Linked DNA regions of Mus musculus: region 1 is linked to region 2. A link is a loop called in an ENCODE intact Hi-C map of the cell type or tissue named here. Cell type or tissue: heart. All regions are shown on one strand. Links, peaks and the distances in the headings refer to the core of each region. The heading gives the core; the rest is flanking DNA. Region 1 overlaps Mttp (microsomal triglyceride transfer protein). Region 2 holds the start of 1110002E22Rik (RIKEN cDNA 1110002E22 gene).

Region 1 (5,376 bases), core at 318-5,317, 57 kb before region 2:
AATACCGACAACAAGTATTTGAATGTAAAAAACATCAGAAACCGGTGTTGCAAACAGGATGCAATTTTTTTTGTTATGGAGCCCTGAGAGAAGGAGTCCGGGGCAGGCATGTGCCAGCATCACGTAAAATGTGAACCCCGGTCTCTCGGAGCACCTTTGTTTTTCCCCACTACTCAGAATCTTCCTATAGATTCAAACTTTGCTTGCGCATCCTTCCTCCTTTTGGGATGCTCACACCCTCTTAGTCAGCAGGAGGCAAGCATTTGACTCCGCATCACTCTTGGTACCCCGGATCCCTTCCTTGGTTCTTCCCATTTTTCTTTCAGCCATCTATACTATATTCATTGCTAATTTTTAGCTTTCAGCAGGGAAACACCCAATCCTGTTTATAGTTCAGCCACTCCATTCCCTGCCCTATGGCTTTCTTCCCCTTCCCCAAAGTACCTTGTGCAGACTGGTTTGTCCATAAGCTTTCCTCACATCCCCCAAAGCCCACCAGCTTTTGGGAGTATTTCTTTTGATGCGTGTCACAGTGCAGTCTAATTCTCCCATGAGGCAGCAACCAGTTTCTCACGAGCGGCAATTACATCATTCTCTCAGTGCATACAGCAACTAACTGCTTATGGAGAAAATTTAATGAATGGAAAGTGGTGAACACCTAAGTTGATGTGAGACTAAATAAGCCAGTCTTGGCTTGTGATTCGTTAGTGATAAGGAAGGAGACCTCTGTGCTCGCAGTGGGCTCTGCCTGAAGATGCTACCAACATTTTCTCCTGGGCTAGTCAGAGACACAGGAGGCTGCTGCTGTGTTCATTCATCCTCCTGTGACCGAGGAGGACGGAGAGTTCTGAGGAGTTAAGGAAATTTCCAAAGGGCGCAGAAGTGGCAGGTCATGAAGTCAGCACTCGGAGCAAAGTCTACGCCCTCGCTTCTTTCTATGTTACCCCGTCCTCACATTGCAAGCCCCCCTGGGCTGACTTGGAAGTTTCCTTATGTCATTTTTCACTGTATGAATTCACTCACTTGATTTGCATATGGCTCCACTTTATTAACACACCACACAGTCCTTTCCTTCTCGGGACCTCCAAGGTGGCAAGCTTCTTGAGTCCATTAAATATTAATTGCATTTATTATCTTAACCACAACCTATCACTTTACAGTGCCTTTGCCAGAAGCTGAGTACAAAGTCTTGTTTTACACACACACACACACACACACACACACACACACACACACACACACACACACACACAAGAACTGGATGCCCTCAGTGATCAAAGGCTGGAAGAAGCTGCCACATCACTATTTTGGTGACACCAGTGTACCAGGTCAGTGGGAGCTGAGGTCTGTGATGACCTGCTGTAGCCACAGGTTAAAGTACATCATTCTATATCTCTTAGCTGTGCAATAAAGGGCTTGGAAAGGCTCTACCCTGTAGACTAAGAAGGAGCCAAAGGGAAGTTCCAGTCCCATCGCTGTTAGAAAGGTCACTGTCGTTTCAGATTATGAGGAGAGAAACTGAGAAAGCAGAGAAAGTGCTGATGGACAATTTTCTTAGAGGACATTTCTACCCTAAGCCAAAATTAAATTCTACTCAAAATTCTTGGGATTTCAAGAAAATCTTTTTTTTTTCCTTCCAGAGCCCTCCTTTCTCCTCTCCGCATTCAAAGCTCTCATATTTACATCATGAACGAACCTAACAAAGTAACTTAGATACATATTCATTCTATATTTTCTTTTTCTGACAGTCCCTCATTGCTCATACATAAGTGCATGGGCCTGACCTGATTTTCGTCTACATGGAATAAACTAAGCTGGGAGTATGGCAGTTCCCTCTTCCTTTCCTTGACACTGAAGGGTGAACGGTGCCTGTGCTCATAGCACAGATTCACTCTGGGCCTGAAATGCTAATCCAGCCAACCAGATAGCTTTCGGATTCCGCCCTTGGTTTCGCTTGTCTGTACTGATGAAATTAAGTCTGCCTCTTGCTGTGTGCTGTTTCCTGGGGTGGATCTCTGTTTACCTCAGGCTTAGCAGCCCCTTTGCAGGGCCTGAGTGTGGTGGTTGTCCACACCACCTTGGAAGCTTCCGGGTTCTTCCCCTATGTCTATTTACTCTGACAGCACTTCTTAACTGTGCTTTGCCTTAGCTAAATATCACAGATAGGATGGTGACTCCGTTTCTCAGGATCGATTCAATTTATTTCTGTTGTTTAGGCAGTGGATATAAATTTGCCTTCTGTTGTCATATCCATTTAAGAGGGGCAACTTCTTCCTAAGGGTAAATATAGTTCCAAAGAAAAAATGGCCCCCAGCTTGACCACCTGATGCCTGGGGTTTCCTTCCTGGCAGTCTGCCTCGCCTCACGCTGAGTTCCTGTGTGGCAAACTTAGTGTACTGTTCTCTGGAAACTCTAGTGACCGTGGATTCTGATCGGAAGTCTTAGCACCTGGACATTTAGAACTCATTTCAGAACTAAATGAAGTTATCAGCTTTATGGCCCGAACACCATAAAGCATACTCGGTTCCTCTTGTGAGATAGTGAATTTAAGATTACTGCTGTGACAGTCACATGGGTCAAACTTCAAAGTTCCAACTTATTCATGTTATCAATTGTTGATTAATTTCGATGTCTGACAAATATGCATAAGAATGGTATCTTCACTTTGGATGAGATTGGTCTGTTCTGAAGAATGAACAATTTTAGCTTCTGAAATATGGCAGCTGTACAAAGGAAAAAAAAAGAAAAAAGAAAAGGCTAGTTCACTTTACTAGTTCTAGGAAAACAATAGATACCAATAGAAAAAAAATTAATTTTTTTTCTATGAAGGGTTCATGCTTTTTGGATTATTTACTTGGAAAAAAATAACACTGCATCGTCATCTTATCAAGACAGCAAGATGGACGTCGCAGAGGTGACCAATGATAGATGAGCACGCGACCTCATTTGTAGACTGAGTGCAAGGCCGGAGTCTCCTGCAGCACGGCCAGAACTCTAAGAGCTCTTTGTAGGCTAGGGAAATGGGAGCGAATGAAGACAGAGTGTTAGCTTCCCCAGCTAATGGCTTCGGAAGCATTTCAGACTTGGACCAAAATATCACCCTCCATCGACACATACCATGGCCACCGTCCAAGCACGTCCGACTTTCCTGGGTCTGAGAACTCTACTTATAAGCCTTGTGTAGCCATGATGCCCAGAGATATCCAAGCATATGCACTGGAAATCATATGGGAAGGAAATCCCATAGCACGGAGCATCAGAAAGCCAGCTTGCAGCTGAGAGACAGCCAGTGGATTGTATGAGAATATGATCCCGGGATTTTCAGACAGTGAAGTCACTGGCACAGGTCCCCTTTAACCAGCACAGACAACACTATCCTTACCCTTGAGGGTGACGCAGTGGAGTGACTAAAACTGATCACAGATACAGTATCCAGCAAACCTGTCACTAGGCGGAGTATGTCTAGGAAGTAAAAATAGAGATTTGACGCGCTCATGTGGTTAATTCAGACACAATATTGCCTCCTAAGACATGAGGAATGTTTAGGCTGAATTATTCAACATTGATATTAATTAAATTCATTGTACTCCTGAGCTGTTGGAAATTCTCATTTTGTTGTTGTTGTTTATTTGTTTGTTTTTGTTTTGTTTTCTGAGAAGTGGATCGGCGGGGCAGGAATGTTCTGCCACCGCTTTTGTAGGTATTTTCACAGGGAAGACATATCTGTCCTCCATGTCTGAACCATAGGGTGTGTTTGAAGTCAGTAGGTGAAAGTAATGGGCTGCCCTCTAAAAACTTCTCTATGATTTCCGTGCTGTTTCTTATAGATGAACCAACTCATTAAAATGATAAAAGATATAGGGTCAGTAAGTGAGAAGGATATAAAACAGAGCCGAGTCACTTCCTATTCCTGCCAAATCACACTCCTTTCAACCCCCTCCCTATACGTTCTGATGAGAGCCTTCTGCAGTAGCTGGGCTGTGCAGTAGAAGCAGCCTCTCCAGCGCTGCAGCCTCTGCCATTCTGCTACCCGAGGCAGCGTCACTGCTCGGGAATCACGTTGGTGCTCTGCCGCTTGTTCATGGGTATCACAGCTGTTCATGAGCAAACTCCAGCGCCTCGTCATGGCCTACGCCATGACGTCACACCATTTCAGAAATGCAAACTGCCATTTGTGGTGATTCTCGTTCTCTTCTAAGAGCATTTCTTTCACTTTTGTTGTTGTTGTTTTTTTTTTTATTTGTTTATTCAGCTTTTGTTTCTAGCAGGTGAAACGTGTGTGCTGTGAAGGAAAATGATGGCCCAGCTTTGCTCCCCTCCACAGCTCTGGTTTTTACAGAAACCCTGGGCTCTCCCTTTCCACGGTGACCTTCATGCTCAGGACCTTTATTTTCGCCTCCTAAGTTCCATTTCCTGATGATCTCACTTCCTAGAAACTGAAACTGCTTCCTTTTACAAGAAAGAAATCACAGCTTTGCACTAACAGAATAATCTCTCACGTAATCAGTGGGTGTGAGAACCAGGCTTCTCCAGCCTCGCATTTAACTGAATCTGATAAACAAGGTCCAATGACTTCATTTATATTTTTCTTCTTCCCTTTAGGTCAAGGAGTTCTACTCCTATGAAAACGAGCCAGTGGGCATAGAAAATCTCAAGAGAGGCTTGGCTAGCTTATTCCAGATGCAGCTAAGCTCTGGAACTACCAACGAGGTACTTAATGCTAAGAAGTCAGCATTGGGTGAAGGGGAGAGGCAGGCACTCGCTGTAATCTCAGCTACTTGGGGGCTAAGGCCCAGTTTTAAGCAAAGGTCTGCCTGGGTCATAGAGTAACTTTAAGACAGTCTGGTGACTTAATGAAATCCACCATTTTTATAAAAGATGGTTGTGGCTACTACTGTGCCAGTAACCAGTGCAACAGGAAGAGACAAGTAAATTCTGGGAGTTCACAGACCAGCTCTGTTGACCCAGTTGGTGAGCTGCAAGTTCAGCGAGAGAACCTGTCTCAAGGGAATAAGTCAGAAAGTGATGGGGGGAGATAGAAACCTATGTCTCCTCTGGCCTACATGTATGCATATGGATGTGTGCACTCAGTCATATAATGCGCATTTACCACACATGCATAGATAATACACATATATCTCCCAAGCAATAATAAAATAAAATATAAAAGGAGCTAGAGATGTGTGTCAGTAGTTGAGAGCCTGTTGAGCAAGTACAAGGCCCAGTTCAAGCCCCAGTACTACAAATTAAATGAGCAGGTCAATAAATAAGTCAACCAACATCTTATTTGTCAACAGGTATATCAAATCATTTCTAAGCATTTTTGCATACTGAAATTCCACAGAAAATTATAACTGCTTTTAAGATTAAGTATTG
Region 2 (5,376 bases), core at 288-5,287:
CCAGGTCGCTGCTGATGGGGCTGGGAGTCCGAGTGGTGTTGGTGCTTGGTGTGGTGCTGACGTAACAGCTATTGTCATCATCTTCTTCTGTGGTGATGTCTCCTGGGGTCTCATCACTGCCACCAAAGGAAGCGTAGTCCACGAATGAATAGATCACGTTGTTGTCCTCGAAGTCCCAGCGAGAAGCCAGCCCCACGTCGAAATCCATACCCTGCTCTACCTCAGTCAGCTGGATCTCATGGGTGGTGATGTAGTGTGCATCCTCGTTTCTCAGGGGACCCCTCTTGCTGTGGGACTTAGCAATAATGTCCTTGCAGGACGCTATTCCATCATCGACCCCTCCTCTTTTGTCCTCCCCCGCTCCTGCCCGGTCTCCTGCTTCTTCTCTGTGTTGTCGGCAGCTCGTTTCGGGATCACTCTCAAAGCCTAAGGATGAAGAGGAGGTGGCCAGGACCCCCAGTAACTTGGTGGGATCGTCCATTTTGGAAAGGCCATTGTCTTCTGCACTGTCCACCAGGGAGGAGGAGGAGGAGGAGGAAGACGAGAAGTCGTTCTCACAAGCCTGGGAGGGGAGGCACTGGGAGGAAGCAGGACTCTCCCCCGGAGCTGGAGCCTCAGGGGCATGGCCGCTGGGTTCATCCTGGGCTTTTGTCTTTGGACTCCTGGAGGCCTGCTGTTCTGGTGGCAGTTTCAGGGTCTGGGGACTCTCCCTTCGGAGTCCAGCTGAAGCACACGTCTCCACATACTTGGCTTCAGGCAGGGTAGAGGCTGACGGCTCAGGTAGTGGCCGCAGCTGCTGCCTGGGCTCCGGGCTGTCTTGTGGTCGGCTCACCGGGTCCTCCGCAGGCGTCAGGCTGGTCTGTGAGTTCATGTCAGACGTACCGCCTTCCATTCTGAGCCCTTGTCCAGGTTTCAGAGACAAGATGAGGCAGTGGTGAGCGCTGGGGCTGTCCTGGGTCCCCCTCTGGTCCCGGAGGGGCCACAGAGTGGCCTGAAACAGGTTCCCACGTGCTTGGGCTGGCCCCAAGGCTGTAGGTACCACTGCCACAGTTGCCACCACCGCCCAGTTCTTCAGCCCCTGTGGTGGGGCCTCGGCAAGCCAGAGGGAGGTGGGAGGGCTCCCAAAAGAGGCAGCAGAGGTGGTCTGTAGCCAGGGGGCTGCGGCTCTGGCCGCGATTGTGGCCAGTGTCCTGCTGCTGAGCTGTCCAGTCCAGTTGCTTGTCTGACAGCGTCGGTGGGTGGGGGTCTGAATGCCATTAGCCAGCGACGAAGCAGCATCTGTAGGTCGGACAGGGGTCTGCCAGAAATGAACGGAAAGCATGTGCTGTCCCTTGTACAGCTTTGTCGCTCTCCTGGATGGGGAGATAGAGGGTCACGTCATTCCAGAAATATTTTTAGTGTCCATTCCCTAGTCATATCGAAACTACACTTGAGGGTAAAAAGAAGAGATGCGGAGAGGAGGCGGGGTGGGGGAGGAATGTGGCTTCTGATTCAAATCAGCCAAATGTTCATTGTAATCTGTTTTAGAGGCGTCTAGCAAGCGCACAATTACCCTTCGCTGGCTGCCATCTTTCCCCAGCCTCTGATTAAATGAATTTTCTCTCCTTGTTCAAAATTCAAATTTTTTCACGGTACTTCAAATCCATTAAGGAAACTCCAGAAATATTTCAAGTCCCACTTGTGCATATGGTAATTTTATAGTTGCCTCATTTGCATTGTCTTTCCCTCTTTGGAGAGCAAAATCAGATGAGGGATGGTCATAGAAGCTTTCACAGGACAAGAATATTTCGTCATCCTTCCCTTTGGCCAGACTTATACTCTGTGAAACATAACCTATTTGTTTCAAATTGGGAAAACAAAAAACAAACAAAAAAAACAGAAAACAAACAAACAAAAAAAAAAACCCAACAACAACAACAAAAAAACCAAACCTCTTCTAAAATCCTTGCTGTGTTTACTCAAAGCTTAAAGGGGGAATTTCCCGAGACCTAAAAGCTCCTTAAATAAATTTAAGCTACAGGCATTCTGAAGGAATACAGAAAGACAATATGGACAATACTTCAAATCCCTACAGTGACTACTCAAGCTCAAAACCGTTCCTAAACTTGTAAACGCACTACAAGACAATAAGTCATGTTAAATATAGCCTTAGCTACAGCTCAGCGATTGGGTTCCCCTGGCTGCACGCCAGCTCTGCAGGGCAGAGAGTCAAAACGCAGGAAAGAACAAGGAATATGCTTACCCTCCCTGAGTACAGTGCGGCTTGGAGGGAGGTTCAGAGAGGAAATGTGAGCCTCTGGCATGCCCCTGAAAATACGGCCAAAATCCCAGTTCACCCGCTCTGAGATAGATTCATTCCAAACAAGTCAAGATCTGGACAGGCAGATTTGCCAAGGCAACAGAGGGGTCAGTGCTAGCAACCTTTGGGGCGATTCCCCGGGCATGGTCCATGGAAAACCACGACTAGGTTTTGGTGAGACCTGGCCCTCATCATCTGCCAGGCCCAAGTCCACCTCTATACATAGTCTGTGTGTCACCTATGCCGATTGGATAAAGCCCTATTTTAAACATCCACATTTGTGGAAAGGAAAATAACACCGCCAACCATCCCCTTTTGACATGAATGCCATCCCCACGCTGAAAAGGGTTCCTTCCTCTGAGTAGGCATGTGCGTAAGTGAGAAGTAGTCACCCCTGACAACTGCAGCGTCTACCTTCTCTCCCTGTAGGCATCCCAACCCCACCATTCTCCCTAGGACAAGCCCTCTGCCCTCTCTACTGCCACTAAAACGTGCCCAGAAGAGACTGAAAACATCTGGAATAAAGCAATGGTTATTAAGCCATAACTCAGGGTCATGGGAAAGAAAAAGAAATACCTTCCAAATCTTAGTTTCTTAATTAGTAAGTACAACTAACTAGGAACATTTTTAACATTTACGCACATATTAATGATTGAATTCTGGTAAGAACCACATGAATTAAGTACAATTACTATACTGATTTTATAGACGGGGAACCTGAGACACAGAGGTAGGGCATGATTCAAACCTAGGCAGTCCAGCTGGAGACCTTTACGGTTACGATAGGCAATCAAGGTGGGTCCCCACAGTCAAGGTGGGTCCCCACAAAACCATTCAGAGTTGTTACCCCGTCAACTATCAAATCTGCATGACCACAAATAATCTATGTAACTGGTTGAGGTTTGTTTGTTTGTTTTTATTTCAGATATTCAACCCGAGAACACTTTATGGACTTGGGGGGCTAAGGAACACGATTCTGTTAATAAAATGGATTAAATATAGTCCCCTTCTCTCAGGCAAGCAGACTTTTGAGCTCGCCATTTTTACTTTTCTTTGAGGCTGACCATGCCTTGGGCAGTAAGAAAGCCCTGGAGATAGTCCAAGACAGTGTGAGACACATGTGCTTCCTGGCTAATCAAGAGGCGAGAGTTTCTGTATAGTCCAAGGAAGAATCACTCTAGCGCTGTCATATGGCCCTGTCTGTCATCGCAACACAACAGATTTTTTTTCTTGAGTTTCTTCCTGTGGTTAGCAAAATATAAAACTGAAAGTTCTGACACACAGGGTATATGGTAATGTTCTCTCTCTCTCTCTCCCTCTCTCTCTCTCTCTCTCTCCCTCTTCCCCTTCTTCTTTCTTCCTTTCCTTTCCTTTCCTTTCCTTTTCTTGCTTGCTTTCTCCCTGTCTTCCTTCCTTTCTTCCTTCCTTCCTTCCTTCCTTCCTTTCTCTCTCTCTCTCTCTCTCCCTCTCTCTTCCTTCCTTCCTTCCTTCCTTTCTTTCTTTCTTTCTTTCTTTCTTTCTTTCTTCCTTTCTTTCTGTGTTTTCAAGGCTGGCCTCGAACTCAGATATCCACCTGCCTCGGCCTCCCCCAGTGCTAGGATTAAAGGTCCCAGACTACAACTGGTCACCATAATTTCTTAATACCCAAAGTTCCGCAAAACCTCCTGAGGTCTCCCCTCTCTGAGAACCCAGCCCTGGCCAAGCTCCCCACCTCCCCCCAACCCCCTCCCCCACAATCAGACACAGCCTGGTTCGGTTCTAACGTGGGTTCTTACCTTCAGAATAGGTGTGTGGCTCCTTCAAGGATTTCCAGCTAAACAATGCCAGTGTCGATATGGTGGTAGTGGGGGTTCCTTCATATAAAGTCAATTTCCAAAAGGTTTTTTTTTTTTTAAGTCAAACCAAAAATTCCCTTTGTGGTTTAAAATCAAATAAGCTGAAACACCATAGTAGGGCTGACTATTAAAAGAAAAGAAATGTATAAATAGAAAAACAGCAGCCAACTTTAGGGTAAAGAAGACAATTAAGGACTCCACACGGTTTCCCTTCTGGTGTTTTTCAGAGTTCTGGGTTAGTTTATGGTACCATGAAAAGGGGTGGTCTGAGATCTAGTGGAGTAGCTTGGAGTCATGGGTAGCTACCGTGTCCTTCATTCTTACAGGTGGGTAGCCACCGTGCCTTTTATTCTTACAGATGACTCTGATCACTTTTTTACAGATGAACTCAGTGGTTGCCTGCCTGACCTCAGGTGTTGAGCAATTGATGTGACTAATATTGCCAGTATTAACCCATGGTGAGCAGGCACGCGTGGTTAGACAGGCAAGGTATGCCCTGTTGATAACTTTATATGGGAACTCCAGGAGCAACAAAGGAAGTGACTCAGCGTTGTTACATTTCTCTCTGAGGAGAAAGTCTCTTAGCTTTCCTTGAAGGGTTTCTGAGATAGTTCAGTGTATGTAAAACCTTAACATGACTTAAGAAGTGAAGAACGAAGGCCAGACCACCCACCAGCTGATTAAAGGTCATGCTTATATTTTGGGTCTCCAAATCTGGCATAATAAGATAACTAAGTGTGCTATTCAAGAGAAGAAACCGTTCACAGAAGGCAAACCTTAGACTGGAAACGAAGAGATGTATTAGGTTAAACTTAACCTCAGAGTCAATGCCAAACCCTTGGCCAACCACAAACATTCTTAGTTTGTCTGGGGCACAGCAGGGAAGAGACAGTGGTGCTTTATATTGAGTTGAAGGTCTTTCCATAAAGATGTGTATCGCTCTCAGCACACACTTATGTGAAGAAGGCTTTTCTGGGGACCACTGCCTAAGACCTAGGACGTGGCTAGCACCTTTCCAAGCCTAGGGATGGACATGTGAAAGTTGGCATCTGAAAGAAGGTGCCCTATCATACTATTTAATGTACTAAAAGGTACGTGGTTATTGAAATAAGCCCTCCATAATCATATGACTAAAAAGTAGTTATTGTTTCCACTTTATGGACTGAAAAAAAAAAGCGAGGCTAAGTAAAAGCTTGTGCCTCTGTAGGGCTTTTCACCATTTTTCCCAATAATCAAATGCTG

The links. Hi-C counts contacts between places; a loop is a spot of excess contacts. Peaks named below come from ENCODE experiments on the same cell type or tissue, not always from the same donor. Only the 100,000 strongest peaks of a DNase experiment are listed, where the experiment ranks them.
Region 1: a loop joins it to region 2, with 2.2 times the contacts of the local background. A loop is called at or near these places in 3 of 42 quality-filtered maps.

Annotation. Positions count from the first base shown.
Region 1 is chr3:138,117,647-138,123,022 of GRCm38, reverse strand. It overlaps Mttp (microsomal triglyceride transfer protein), which reads left to right. Exons shown (of 18, transcript NM_008642.3): 4 at 4,603-4,710. Among named protein-coding and RNA genes, the nearest start is that of Mttp, 11 kb to the left of the region's middle. In heart, for the core only: a CTCF peak has its summit at 3,440; no DNase peak of the experiment used is centred there; H3K27ac peaks cover 1,900 bases.
Region 2 is chr3:138,060,997-138,066,372 of GRCm38, reverse strand. 1110002E22Rik (RIKEN cDNA 1110002E22 gene) reads right to left here and starts at 4,131. Exons shown (of 3, transcript NM_001370862.1): 1 at 4,075-4,131; 2 at 1-1,352. The coding sequence starts at 1,321. The region is part of intron 1 of Gm5105 (predicted gene 5105); the gene reads left to right. In heart, for the core only: no CTCF peak of the experiment used is centred there; a DNase peak (open chromatin) is centred at 2,202; H3K4me3 peaks cover 1,264 bases; H3K27ac peaks cover 2,727 bases.